Regions from separate parts of the Homo sapiens genome. Here region 1 is linked to region 2. Evidence: chromatin contacts called from ENCODE Hi-C or POLR2A ChIA-PET data. All regions are on one chromosome and are shown on one strand. Each heading gives the region's core, a stretch centred on a gene start or an enhancer-like site at or near the end of the contact. The rest is flanking DNA. Distances are from core to core; before and after follow the strand shown.

Evidence for each region. Hi-C counts contacts between places; a loop is a spot of excess contacts on that map. ChIA-PET counts read pairs that join two places held with the same protein, here RNA polymerase II (POLR2A). Pooled maps may share reads with other maps.
Region 1: a pooled map shows a loop between it and region 2 (3-fold over the local background). The contact joins two enhancer-like sites. A Hi-C loop is called at or near these places in 1 of 168 maps with a recorded cell type or tissue (PC-3) and 3 of 50 pooled maps. POLR2A ChIA-PET finds 5 or more read pairs at or near these places in 2 of 52 experiments (Panc1 and activated CD4-positive, alpha-beta T cell).

What each region holds. Positions count from the first base shown.
Region 1 is chr11:116,999,449-117,006,095 of GRCh38, forward strand. The region is part of intron 1 of SIK3 (SIK family kinase 3); the gene reads right to left. Among named protein-coding and RNA genes, the nearest start is that of SIK3, 96 kb to the right of the region's middle. Within about 2 kb of position 3,548, at least 4 of the 41 ENCODE cell types and tissues checked have a DNase peak (open chromatin) inside an H3K27ac peak, as active enhancers do.
Region 2 is chr11:116,877,010-116,884,233 of GRCh38, forward strand. SIK3 (SIK family kinase 3) reads right to left here. Exons shown (of 25, transcript NM_001366686.3): 7 at 1-33. Among named protein-coding and RNA genes, the nearest start is that of APOA1, 43 kb to the left of the region's middle. RefSeq lists a silencer at 3,046-3,095. Within about 2 kb of position 4,327, at least 3 of the 41 ENCODE cell types and tissues checked have a DNase peak (open chromatin) inside an H3K27ac peak, as active enhancers do.

The DNA.
Region 1 (6,647 bases), core at 2,298-4,797, 120 kb after region 2:
AGTTTCAAATTCTAACTGCCCACTATTGAATTTAGATGGACACCTGTTTGCATCAGTTTGAAGTGCAACATATTCATATGTCTTGTGAGATCTCTTTTCATTTTCATCTCTTTGTTTTTTGTGGCATTTTGTTTTCTTTTCTTTTCTTTTCTTTTTTGTTTTTTCAGTAGAGATGGGGTTTCACCAGGCTGGTCTCAAACTCCTGGCCTCAAGTGGTCTACCCACCTCAGCCTTCCAAAGTGCTGGGATTACAGGCGTGAGCCACTGCACCCAGCCCATTTTCATTTGTTTTCTCCCTCTTCTAAACAACATTGCAGTAAATACTCTTATGACTACATTCTTGTTTTGACCTACTATTATTTCTATAAGACAAATTCTTAGAAATGAAAATCCTAAGTCAAAGAATATATACTTTCCAGGTTGTTGATACATTATTGAGACATACCATTACTAAATTATTTTCCATTGAAATCATGCCTACCTAGTCCCCAAATCCCAGAGCAACAGTGGGCATAATTTGTTTAATAAAGTTTTTCCATTATGGCAAGTAAAAAAGAATGTAGTTATAATTGCCATTTGTTTGATTGTGCATGATATGTAAGTAAGGTAAATATCTAATATTAGATATGTATATTAGATAGTTATAATTTTTTTCATTGTTGCTAAAACTTTCTATCAGGTCACATTTAGCTCAAGGGCCTATTGCCCAACCTTAATTTTAGCAAGCTTATATAAAAGGGGAAAGTACAGTATGGAATAACACTGTTCTACTATTTCTGTCTTAAAAACGACTTCCTCAAACCTAATGTTGGGCAAGATAACATCTCCATTACTTATGCTCCAATACAGAAGATGTGCACAGGAGACTTGACACAATACTGTGAATAATAAAATCTATCTGCAATTAGCTACACATTGTTAGAGTTTGTAAGTCAGATCAAGCCACTTGGGATTTGTTTGTTTTTTAACCACTTTCTTAGATATCCCTTTTAAAATCTTAAGTGCCTTTTAATGCACAGTTCTGTCATGAAGCCAAGAAATAATAAAATAAGGGGAATATCAATTCTGTCTAATGCTGTCAGATTACTAAAACATTAATGATGAAGCATCATATTAAAGTGATGTATCTTATAAAAGTAACATTAGATCCCATCAAATTATAACTGATTCATCTCTTCCTACCTTGCCCAAACCAAGCTGAAAGACAAAGTAGCTTTCAGGTTCAAGATTTTCTCTAACTTGTCCAATTTATTCAGACACTGCCAGGACCAGCTCCAAAGTGATTACCTGGTTTTTAATGAATGCATTTCTTACAGACTATTAATGTGCTTCCTGATGCCAGCATCGCTGGAAGGGAATAACTAGCCCAATGAGATCATTAGTCATTGACACCAGATTATAGTAACATTAGGAAATGACGACGGGTTGCTTAGCTGCAGTTTTCCAAATGCTGCTAGGATAAAGAGAACTGACAGTAATCACCTCCACAGAGAATCACAGACTAAATCTATCCATTAAACAGTGTTCCTTCATCTTCTCAGCAAAGGAGCTCAGCTACAGAAGTTAACCTTCTTGGCAAACATTCTTTATCTATAGGAACTAGATTATAATATCACTATTCTATCTCCCTCAAAGTTCTTCCACTCTAGTGGGTGGGGCGATAGCACGGAAACCTTCCTCTTCTCTGAGGTTTATGTCACTTGACTGTATGACTATCTAAATTAATGTCTTGACTAATTTCTAGGTCATCTTTCAATGTATAAAAAGTAATCTGAGGCCAGGTGCAGTGGCTCACGCCTGTAATCCCAACACTTTGGGAGGCCAAGGCAGGTGCATCACCTGAGGTCAGGAGTTCAAGACCAGCCTGACAAATATGGTGAAACCCCATCTCTACTAAAACTACAAAAATTAGCCAGGCATGGCGGTGTGCACCTATATTCCCAGCTACTTGGGAGGTTGAGGCAGGAGAATCACTTGAACCCAGGAGGTGGAGGTTGCAGTGAGCTGAGATCGCCCCACTGCACTCCAGCCTGGGCAACACAGCAAGATTCCATCTCAAAAAAAAAAAATTTAAAATAAAGTAATTTGAGCTGGGCACAGTGGCTCACGTCTATAGTCCCAGCTACTTGGGAGGCTGAGACAAGAGAATCACAAGCCCAGGAATTGGAGGCTGCAGTGAGCCATGATCACACCACTGAACTCCAGCCCGGGCAACAGAGCAAGACCCTGCCTCCAGGCCTCAAACGATTCTCCCACCTCGGCCTCCCAAAGTGCTAAAATTACAGGCATGAACCACTGTACCTGGCCTAGGTCATTATTTCTTGCTTGAATGATTACAATAGTCTTCTAACAATTAATGAGTCTCCAATGAATACAATACTCTCCCTACCTTCAGTCCACCTTCTACATTGTCACATGAATTAACAAAAGCAAACTTGATTCTATCTGTCCACCTAAAAAAAGAAAAATCAGAAGTTCCCCATTATCTGCAGAAACAAATCCACACTCCTCAGCATCAAGTACAAAGCTCCTTCATTGTCTGGGCTCCACTGATTTATCCTTTCCCATTGCCTGCCACTTCTTCACACTGACATTGCGCTTTGGTCTTAAGAAACCATTTGCAGTTCCCTGAACTTGTATGCTTTTTCAAACCTGTCTTTTTATCTCACCCAAAATTCCTTTCCCCACTTTTAAAGTTTGCCATTTGAACATTGTAGTAAAATCTAGAAAACTTCTAGACCAAGCTTGTCCAACCCAGCCTGTGGGCTACATGCGTCCCAGGACGGCTTTGAATGTGGCCCAACACAAATTCATAAACTTTCTTAAAACATTATCACACTTTTTTGCAATTTTTTTTTTTTAGCTCATCAGCTATTGTTAGTGTTAGTGTATTTTTATATGTGGCCCAACACAATTCTTCCAGTGTGGCCAGGGAAGCCAAACAATTGGACACCCTTAAGGGACAGCCCTTAAGTAGGCTGAACTTAAGTTGCAAACATTGAGATAAAACATTAGTCTCCACCTGCCCAAAATACCAGCATCCGTCTTAGATCATTTTCCCAAACAGAAGCAAAATCTACTTGCTTATTTAAGTTACTTTCACTAAGGTCCATCTGGGCAATAGCTCCTCATTCTACACAATAAGCCTGCATCTTAGTCCATTACAAGAAAAAAAAACCACATTCTGGAAAAAGAAAAAAACATTTCACAATATTGGCTTCATAATAAATACATTTTAACTTAAAACAGTATGAAGTAGAATTTTTAATATAATAAAATGCTTGTCACTAGCAGTTCTTTTATAGAGAACATGTAGGAGGAAGGCTTGTCATCTGACAATATCTACCAGGTTAGCATTATGCAAGTATCTGAATTAATAAGCAGAAAGTAACAGTTACTGTCACCAAAAAGTCTGTATCCCTAAGTGAACTCTACTGTGAAATGAGGTGGAAGTTGTGTTTTTCCTGTTCTAAAATCCAACATGCTCACATTCCTTACAGGTAGCCAGTACTGATGAAGTCCGGATTTGCCAGCAATGAAAAGCAGTCAGTGTTCTGCCTTAAGCATACACGCCGTGTCAAGTAAATGCTGCCTTTGTAGTTGCCAGAGCAATAGCCACCACCAATAACAACAAAAATGAGGTAGCTGAGAGAGAACAGTGTGCCTACCACAGTAACATCTCGTTTCCTATGATACTGATTTTTGCTACATTAAGTCTCTTGCAACGAATGATAAGAAATTCACATTGACTTTATCAGATCTACACTACTCAGAATCTGACCGGGTTTACATAGAATTGACCAAGCTGCATGTGCCCAACTCTCACATACTTCTGTTCAAGAAGCCTTTAGTAAATAAGAACATAAAAGAAAAGCTTGACTCAGGCAGATCTGGTTTGGAATTCAAGCTCCAACACACTGGTTTTGCACTTTGGGCAATTTGCTTAACATCTTAAAGCACAATTTTTCTAGTATAAAATGAGGGTAATAAAAGTATGACCTGAAAGTACCTCATAAGGTTGTTCTCAGGATGAAATAAAAAAAAAAATATATTCAATGCTGGCTGGGAGCAGTGGCTCATGCCTGTAATCCTAGCACTTTGACGGGGCGGAGGCAGAAGGATCACTTGAGGCCAGGAGTTCAACACAAGGTAGGCAACAAAGCGAGACCCCAACTCTATTTATTAAATATATATATTTATTCAATGCCATGCCAGGCACACAGTAAGCACTATATAAACATAAGCATACGTTGTTGTTATGGTATTTCATTTTGCTGGTGTAGCTATTCTACTTGCTTTAGGTAGGGTCAACATCACAGAGGGTCATAAATTCCACACACAAAAAAGAAACAATTCAAGCTGAGAATTTAAAGTCGGAGCAACCTATTTATTGACAGACTACAGATGAGGAGTATAGATTGGTCCCCATTGCTGAACATTATACTTTAACGAGAAATGTTAAAACAAACAAACAAAAAACTCTGATTATCCATGTGCTACTGCTGCCTTCGTCTGAGCATCTATCTACAAAAATTATGGAGAATATGGGGAAAAAAGCTAAGAAATTAAAGTATTTATTAAGTAACAGAATGCCACCATAAGATTCACATATATTAAAAATCCTCTCCAAATATCATCTGATCATCCACTGATTAGAAACAAAGTTGACAGAATGCAACCCTGAATTTAACTTGTCTGAACTAAGACAGGACTGATCCTTAAGCACTGACAGGCAAGTTCAATGAATCTACCTTTAGGACCATAGGTTGATAAAGGTAACTAAAGGCAGGGAGCAGTGGCTCACACCTGTAATCCCAGCATGTTGCGAGGCCGAGGTGGGCAGATCGCTTGAGCCCAGGAGTTTGAGACCAGCCTGGGCAACATGGTGAAACCCCATCTCTACAAAAAATACAAAAAATTAGCCAGGCGTGATGGTGCACACCTGTGGTCCCAGCTACTCAGGAGGATGAGGTGGGAGGATTGCTTGAGCCCAGAAGGTCGAGGCTGCAGTAAGCCAAGATTGTGCCACTGCACTCCAGCCTGGGTGACAAAGTGAGACCCTGTCTCCAAAACAAAAAAAAAGAACAACGTTATTTAGACTATCCAAACAGGGACCCTGAAAATACTTGGGTAAGTGCATTTTGCTAATCAATTCTGACAAAAGATAATGGGGTGGAGGAAATAACATAGAGGCACTATTATTAAGACCTGACTCATTACTTTCCTTCAAATCTTACAAGGGAACAACCACAGAGTCACAGGAATACTTCTTCCCACCTGTCAATAACTTTACTCCAACCAACTCTTGTAAGATTCCTACCTCTTCTCCTCATCCCACCTTTGGCCAACTCTAGTCCAATTCCTGCTGGGCAATAAGAAAGGAAACAAGGTTAAAGCCTATGGGAAAACAAAGAGGTCCCAAAACCAAAGCTTTCTAATTAAAGCTTAATGTCGCATGATGTGAGCAATGAAAGGCATGTTAGATAAATCTAGTACGGCTACCTCAATTTAATTGGGAAGGAAATGGTAAATGTTGCCTAGTCTCATACAGCTAGTTAAGGGCACAGCCAGGCAGGATTAGAACTTAAAACCCCTATCTCCTAATCCAGTGTTTTTCCTACTATATCATTGAGATCAGTTTTTAAAAGACTGTATCAATGAACTCTTCTCCTTTTTTACTATATAATACTCAGAATATAAAAACAAAATGTGGGCTGGGCATGGTGGCTCACACCTGTAATCCCAGCACTTTGGGAGGCTGAGGCGGGCAGATCACCTGAGGTCAGGAGTTCGAGACCAGCCTGGCCAACCCAGGAGGTGAAGGCTGCAGTGAGCCGAGATCGCACCACTGCACTCTAGCCTGGTGACAGAGCGAGACCCCGTCTCAGAAAAAAAAAAAAAAAAAAAAAAAAAGATAAAAAAGATCTTCACAAACATTTTTAAATGGTAAAAGGAAAGCATGGAGGTGGGAGGTGTTTTTGCAAATACAGGACTATAAAGATCCCTGCAAGAGCCAGAACCTAAACGTTTCTTAGAAACAGAACAGTGACTGGTTCACTGGGTCAGTAACCTTCAGACTCAGTAGAGATCAATGCACAGATTTTGAAGTCAGGCTCTCTTGGGTTTGAATCCAGTCATGTCATTTAATAACTCTGGAACTTCAGGTATAACCACTCTCTTAATTTACTTATCTCTAAAATGGGATAATAACATCTGATTCATAGAATGAGAGTAATAAAAATCTTACTTCTATTACTATCTTTTGCTGCTTTTGATAATATAAAGTATCACAAACCCAAAGGACATAATAGTTATATAAGCAGCAAGTCAAAATGACCCCAGGAAAGATGCTTCAGCAGAAAGAGGCAGGATATCCAGCATGTTAAACACTCCATTCAAGCAAAGGAAGACGAAGGCTGATCTACTGAAACTGACACCACTGCAGTTATTAGTGAACAGAAGAATCTCCACTGTAGGGCTAAAGTGAGGTGCTGGGAGAATGACCAAGAATACAGGAAGGAAGAATCATGATGCCACAGTAAAGGGAGGGAAGGGAAGGAAGGGGAACAGAAAGCAGAGGCCAACAAATAGTGTTCCTTGCTCAAACTAAACAGTTCTATACTTTCATTTAGAGTTAACTACTAATA
Region 2 (7,224 bases), core at 3,077-5,576:
ACACCAACATATGGCGGATCAAATGCTCACATTCTGCAATGGACAAACAGCCTGCCTTCAGTCTCTGGTGAGGGGAGGCACCAGGGGAGTAGAGGAACCAGGGGCAAAGCCAGCAGGGAGGCTATCCAACTCCCTGCTTCTAATTTTGTCTCTCTTGCTCTTTGATCCTTACCTATTCTGTTGCTTATGCCACCAGAAGGGGCTAAGCAAAGGCAGAGAGAGGTGGAGAAAAAGAAACTCAAGTGTGGTAGTCTGGTTGTTGCCTTCACCAAAAGGCTGACCAGAAAAGGTCTGGGGATAATCCATGGATTTCATTTATTTATATTATGTATATGGCCCTATTTAACACAAGTAATGAAGAGTAGAATGGCCTCTAAAGAGATTCAGTATCTTACAAGGTTCTCAAAATATTCAGTTCTATCCTCCTAAATGTACCACCACGCGCATACTAATGCTTTTGGCTTAGGTGTGCAATACCCTTCTTCAAAACTCAGGGAACTTGAATTTCTGATGGCACAAGGTGTGTGGGGAGAGAGCCACAGGCTACTTCTCTCCTATGCCCTGGGATTCAGCTAGCCTTATTTATCATTTTCTTCTCAATGTTATTTAAATAGTCATAGGTATTTAAAACTGGGCTGTGAGCTACAGATATTCAGATCTATAGAAATTTTTCTCTGGGAGCTCGTATTACAGATTACATTGCAGAAAGAACAATGGATTCAAAATCAAGAAACGTATATTCTGATTTCAAAACCACCCTCTAAGTTTTCTCATCTATAAAATGTGGCTACTGAGGGTGATGAGAGTAATAGTTGTGATGAAGGCAGTGATGATGATACCAAAACAGCACTATTGATGCATCTTCTGAGCATTTTACAATTATTATTTCCTCATTTAATCTACACAGCAATCCTAGGAGGAATGTACTATCATTGTTCCCATTTTAGGAATAGCAAAAACCAGGCACAGGGAGGTAAAGAAACTTGTCAAGGTCACATGGCTATTAAGTCAAACCAGATAGCCTGACTCTTCACCTGGTTCTCTTAACCACAATGCTACCCTGCCCCTGTGGTGCAGAGTTGTTGGGGGATCCAAATCCCCCAACACTAATTCAGCACTGAACCATTAATTCAACATCTTTATCCAAGCCACCATTTCTGACTTACACGCTGCAAAAGTCTCCTACCCGGTCTTTCTGCTTCCATTCTTTCTCCATTACAATCTGTTTTCTATAGAGAGGCAAAAGGAATTTTTCCAAAGCATAAATTTGGGCATATCACCACTTTGCCTGTAACTCTCCAATCTCTTCCCATAACCCTCAGAATGAAATCTAAAGTCCTGGGCCTCCAAGGCTCCTACTTCTCTCTCTCCCTTTTTTTTTTTTTTTTACATAGAGTCTCGCTCTGTCACCCAGGCTGTGGAGTGCAGTGTGCGATCTCGGCTCACTGCAACCTCCGCCTCCTGGGTTCACGTGATTCTCCTGCCTCAGCTTCTCCAGCAGCTGGGATTACAGGCCTGTGCCACCACGCCCAGCTAATTTTTGCATCTTTAATAGAGGCGAGGTTTCACCATGTTGGCCAGGCTGGTCTCGAACAACTGACCTCAAGTGATCCGCCTGCCTCAGCCTCCCAAAGTGCTGGGATTACAGGCGTGAGCCACCGCGCTTGGCCCCCTACTTCCCTCTCTGACCTGGTTTCCTGCCACTATGCACATTTCTAGTTTTTGCACATGTTTAACACACTCTCATCCAATGGCCTTTACATGTGTTTTTTTGTTTGTTTTTTCCTTTAGTGGAAATGGCCATTCCTCAGATCTTCATATGATTGGCTCCTTGTCATTCAGGTAAGAGTTTAAACGTCACTTCCTCAGAAAGCTCTTCTTTAACCATCTACTCTAAGATGGGCCTCCAGTCACTCTCTATTACATCACATTCATTGTCTTCACGCAAATGATTTCTTTGGGAAACCATCTTGTTTATGTATTTACTTATTGTCTGACTCCTCCACTGCAATGCAAGGCCCATGTCTTTCTTTCTGTTGTACCCAGTATCAACTCTCCAGTACCTAAAATGGTTATTATATCTAGACACTTAGGAGCTGCATAAATATCTACTGAATATGTAAATAAATATTTGTTGAGTATTTAATCAAATGAGATTGTAATTGTGAAAATTTTTTTAAAATAAAATTTTCTATAGGTTTTTAAATTTTCTGCTTCTATTTAATCACAACCGTCCTGAAAACAAAACTGGCCAGTGAAAATAACAACAACAGTAAGACATTATTACAAAAAACTACTTTTGATATACCAAGCACTGTGCTTACCAACTTTATTACATTTAACCTTCACAACAACCTTAACTTAGAGACTATAATTAGCTCCACTTATAAATGAAGAAGAAACAAGATTTTGAAAGTTAACATATTCAACATGGCAAAGAAATGGTAAAGTTGGGACTTCTAAGCTGTGCTCTTGACTACCCTATTATACATCTCCACATGGATATAAATTGATCTACTTTTCTAGGGTGAATTCAACTCTTCAATTTCTATACCATTTGGCAAACACCATTCTATATTACTGTTGTGAAAAGAATACTACAAGTAACTAAGATAAATTACTCTTATTTTAATTTACTCTAACTTCAAAAGATAATACAACAAAGTTCCTATATCAAAATGATTTCTTACATCAGGCATCAATTTGTTGTTGCTTTACAATTAAAACTATATTCAAATGCAGTGTACATCTCAAAGACTTCTACATTCCTATAGAATAAAGTAAATGCCATCTACAACAGTACGCTTTATTAAAATTACATTTCCAGAGTAGTAAGGCTAGAGCCACAACTGTAGCAGCACCTGTATAGATTATAAATGTCATTGACACATATGTTTATCGTTTGCAGTTACTTAAGAGGACAAAAGTGTTCTTAATTTAGGAAGTTGTTAAAGACTCCTGTGTAGGGAGAAGGCTAGGACCAAACTGTTGTTAAGGCCTCTAGATGGCACTCTCCTGTTTTCCTTTGGTCTCCACACACAATTTAGTGCATAAGATGACCAAAGCTGAATGGTGTTCAGTTACAGGCTTGCTTTAAAACAGATTTTTTCCAAGGCAATTTCCTTAAAAGCAAACAACAATAACAACAACACCACCACACACACAACCAAACCAAAAACAGTACCATAATAATTCCTAATTAGAAGATATATCTAGTTCAATTTCAGGATCTTGAAACCTCTATTCAGTCATCCTTAACCATTATTTGGCCTCAGATGCCTTGAAAATTCTCCAAAAAAAAAAAAAAATCTGCACAAGAATTTATACACAAGACCTTGCATGTAACTTTAGACTACTCAACGATGTCCTATGAAGCCTGCATAGATCCCCCAGACCCTGGTGTCTACAGGCCCCAGATTAAGAACCAAAACAATTCTTGGTTACAGTGTCAAGGGCAAGAGCTTTTTAATCTTGACTATCCTACATAATATCGAACGTGCCAAGGAACAGAAATTTAACATTTTTCATATGTGGTGCAGATGGAAAATATGACAAAATGCAGAAAGCTAGAGTATCATCATCAATTCATATTTCCTAAGTGTCATGTAGTTCATGAAATTAAATTCAGATGAGATTTGAAGACACCATTCTACATAAAACATGGAAACAGGGTGAAAACGAGGGGAATAGATGCTCTCAAACCTAAGAACACAATCACCCACAGGACATTCAATTTACAAGCATGGAAAGATGGAGCCCTCACATTAAACAAAACATCAACTTTTCCAGATACCAAGAACTACTCTATTTTATTGTCTAAAAGGTCCCTGTTGGCCAGGCATGGTGGCTCACGTCTGTAATCCCAGCACTTTGGGAAGCTGAGGTGGGCAGATTGCTTGAGGCTAGGAGTTCGAGACCAGCCTGGCCAACATGGTAAAACCCTGTTTCTACTAAAAATACAAAAATTAGCTGGGTGTGGTGGTACACACCTGTAATCCCAGCTACCCGGGAGGCTGAGGTAGGAGAATGGCGTGAACCTGGGAGGCGGAGCTTGCAGTGAGCCGAGATCGCACCACTGCACTCCAGCCTGGGCGACAGAGCGAGACTCCGTCTCTAAAAAAATAAATAAATAAAATAAATAAATAAATAAAAAATAAAAGGGCCCCATTATTTGCTCCCACCCAAAAGGCAGGGCCTCTGATGCTAAATGAAACTGAACCACTTTGGGCAATGCAAGAATATGCTCCTCTGCTTGTGTGTGCCAGAGAAGCAGCTTCCCTTCAGAGCTGCTTTCATCTGCTCCATGCAAGACGCCAAGCGGTCTCCGCAGTGAGAGTCACTGTGGGCCCAGGAAACCTGATCTGCCAACAGAACGTTAACTAGAGGATGTTCAGCACAGGCCTTGCCCTGCTGCGCTGCCAGGCATTTGGATGACTTTGTGGGGAGAGAGCTGCTGTATGGGCAGGGTCCTAAAATGAGAATTAAGTTGACATAGCCAGTGTGAGTCCGTATCTGTGAAAGCAACATTTTTTTTCTTTTTTTTTGTCCTTGATAATAAAACAAATTTCTCTAAGTGGTTACAACAAACCAAAACAATTCTTGGGAGATAAGTCTTCTCCATAAGCCGTGTGGATTTGACTGAAAATAGTAATGTCCCTTTGGCATACCAAGAGAGCAAAAATGAGAGAAAGATACATAGAAAAGAGTAAAAAAAATAGGGAAGAAGAGAATGAAAGACTAATAGAGCAATTCATTCAACAATATTATTTAATCATTACTAACATTTATTGACCATTTACATGATAGGCAAAGTGCTAAACCCTTTAAGTTAATTTAAGCATCTACTTCACAAACCAACCCAATACTATTATCTCAATTTTATAGACAAAGAGAATTTAAAATCAGAGAAGTTGAGAAACTTGATCAGATAATAAGAGGCCAAAGCAGAATACAAATTCTGGTCAGTCTTACTCCAGGGAGCTCTTAACCTACATGGTACCTAAAATAAACACATTATTGGTATTCTGGGTTATGAAAACAAACCAAAACAATTCTCTCCTCTGGCAGATCAGATGCCATGTCATCTTCACAGGTTCCATCATGACAGAATCACCCACAAGCTAGGTTAGTACAAAATGGGCCAGGCAAATAGATGGTGCAAAGACCAAGAACTAGCTTTAAGGGGAGACGGCAAGTTGGATGGATTAATGAGGCAGGGACATGAGAACACTAAATGGGGAGCGTTGTCTTATTCATAATTTTGCTGGTGAGGATTAAATACACTGTGGTAGAGCAAACTTATTTATATACTCTAGTTGTTGCAAGGTGATGAAGACTATGATGGAAGGCTTGAAACAGAAGGCTTCCCGAATCAAGGATCAAAGATAAGAGGAGATAGGTAAAAATTTAAGGAACCAGATCATCAGACTCTTCAGGCTGATCCTATGAAGGAGGGAAAGCCATTTGTCCCTGAAACCCTGCATGTGACACCAAAGAACAGAACATGGCAAAACAATCCTTTCCAGCTCTGTGGTGAGCAATGGCATAGAAGAAACTGAGTCATGGATTCTTTCTGACCACATAAAGCTGCTTTGAGCTGGTGGAAACAGAAGACATCTGTGTACCAGAAGGCACAGAAAGGCTTTCTTGCAGGCAAGAAAGTGCATGCTGCTTACAGGTGCTCAGAAGAAGGGGATGATCTAGTTTCTTATGTACTTGGTCCAGTCAATGGTAGGTGTGTTCAAAGGTAATTCTAAAGCACCCAGCCCAAGAGTTCTATATTTTCAATAATTTAAACAAACTTCTTAAAAATGTTTACTTCTTAGTAATGAATTGCTTCTGGCACAATTCTCACTTCAAAGAGGGTTCTATTTTTTCTAAATTTCAAAATCTAAAAAGGAAACAAAAATAAATTGGCGATTAAATCTCTGAAACATGTTTCTATGGAAAATGAATTACTTGACAAAAACCTTTTAAAAGTTAAATGACATTAAAGTCTTAAAGTTTTCAGAACAAGGATGCTATGCAATACACTGCTTGATGCTGTTATCCACTCACTTTGTCCAGCTCGGGTACCAGCCCTGGGGGAGAAGTGATGCTATTATAGCAAACAGAACAAGACCAATGGATGGCCTGCAACAGCAATCTCAGGATGGAGCCACATGGCTTTGATAAGAGTCTATCCCTGTATTTTAGATGTTCTGGATTTAAAAAATGTTTGTCTCAGAGCACCTCTTTAATGCTGCCTGCCTTTTCCTAAAAGACAAACTGCACACAAAACATGCTGTTTTTCCTCATGAAAAGAAAATAAAGTCTGTTATAATGTCCTGATCTTGTTATAACATGGACAGAACAGTGTGACTATCTTGCAGTGCTATGATCCCTGCAGAAATAATTAAAAAGTAAATCAATAAGAAACCAGGGGTGTTTTCTGCCAAGATACCTTCTTTTGCTAAGAAGCCAGCCAGAGTTAGGAATCTTCACTCTGCTTGTGGACTAAGCCCTAAAAATGATGTTTTATTAATACGCTCAAGAAACACTGTCAATGTCAACTGCCAGCTAAGATCAAACCTATTTATTTAACATAGTCACTATTTAAAAATGTAAACAAATAGACAAATGGTCCTCAAAATAAGACATTTGGGCCCGGCATGGTGGCTCACGCCTATAATCCCAGCACTCTGGGAGCCCGAGACAGGCAGATCACTTGAGGCCAGGAGTTCAAGACCAGCCTGGCCAACATGGTGAAACACAGTCTCTACTAAAAATACAAAAATTAGCCAGGCATGGTGGCGTGTGCCTGTAATTCCAGCTACTCAGGAGGCTGAGGCAGGAGAATCACTTGAACCCGGGAGGCAGAGGTTGCAGTGAGCCGAGATTGTGCCACTGCATTCCAGCCTGGGTGACAGAGTGAGACTCTGTCTTAAAAAAAAAAAATGACATTTGTATATATAAATAACATACAGTAAATGTGCTAACCTATAGATACATTCAGAGATTGTATAAATGTTAACTATAATAATACAAAATACAGGGATTTTGTTGTTGCACTGAAATTTTGTTATTTTGGGTACTGCTAGAACAATGGTGTTATAAGGATTGGAATGCTTTTATTCTATACATTAAATTTTGACATATTACTGCTATAATAGAAATAAACATTTCTAAATACCAAGTTAAAGGACTAGTTATTTATTTTTATTTTGAAATGGAGTCTCATTCTGT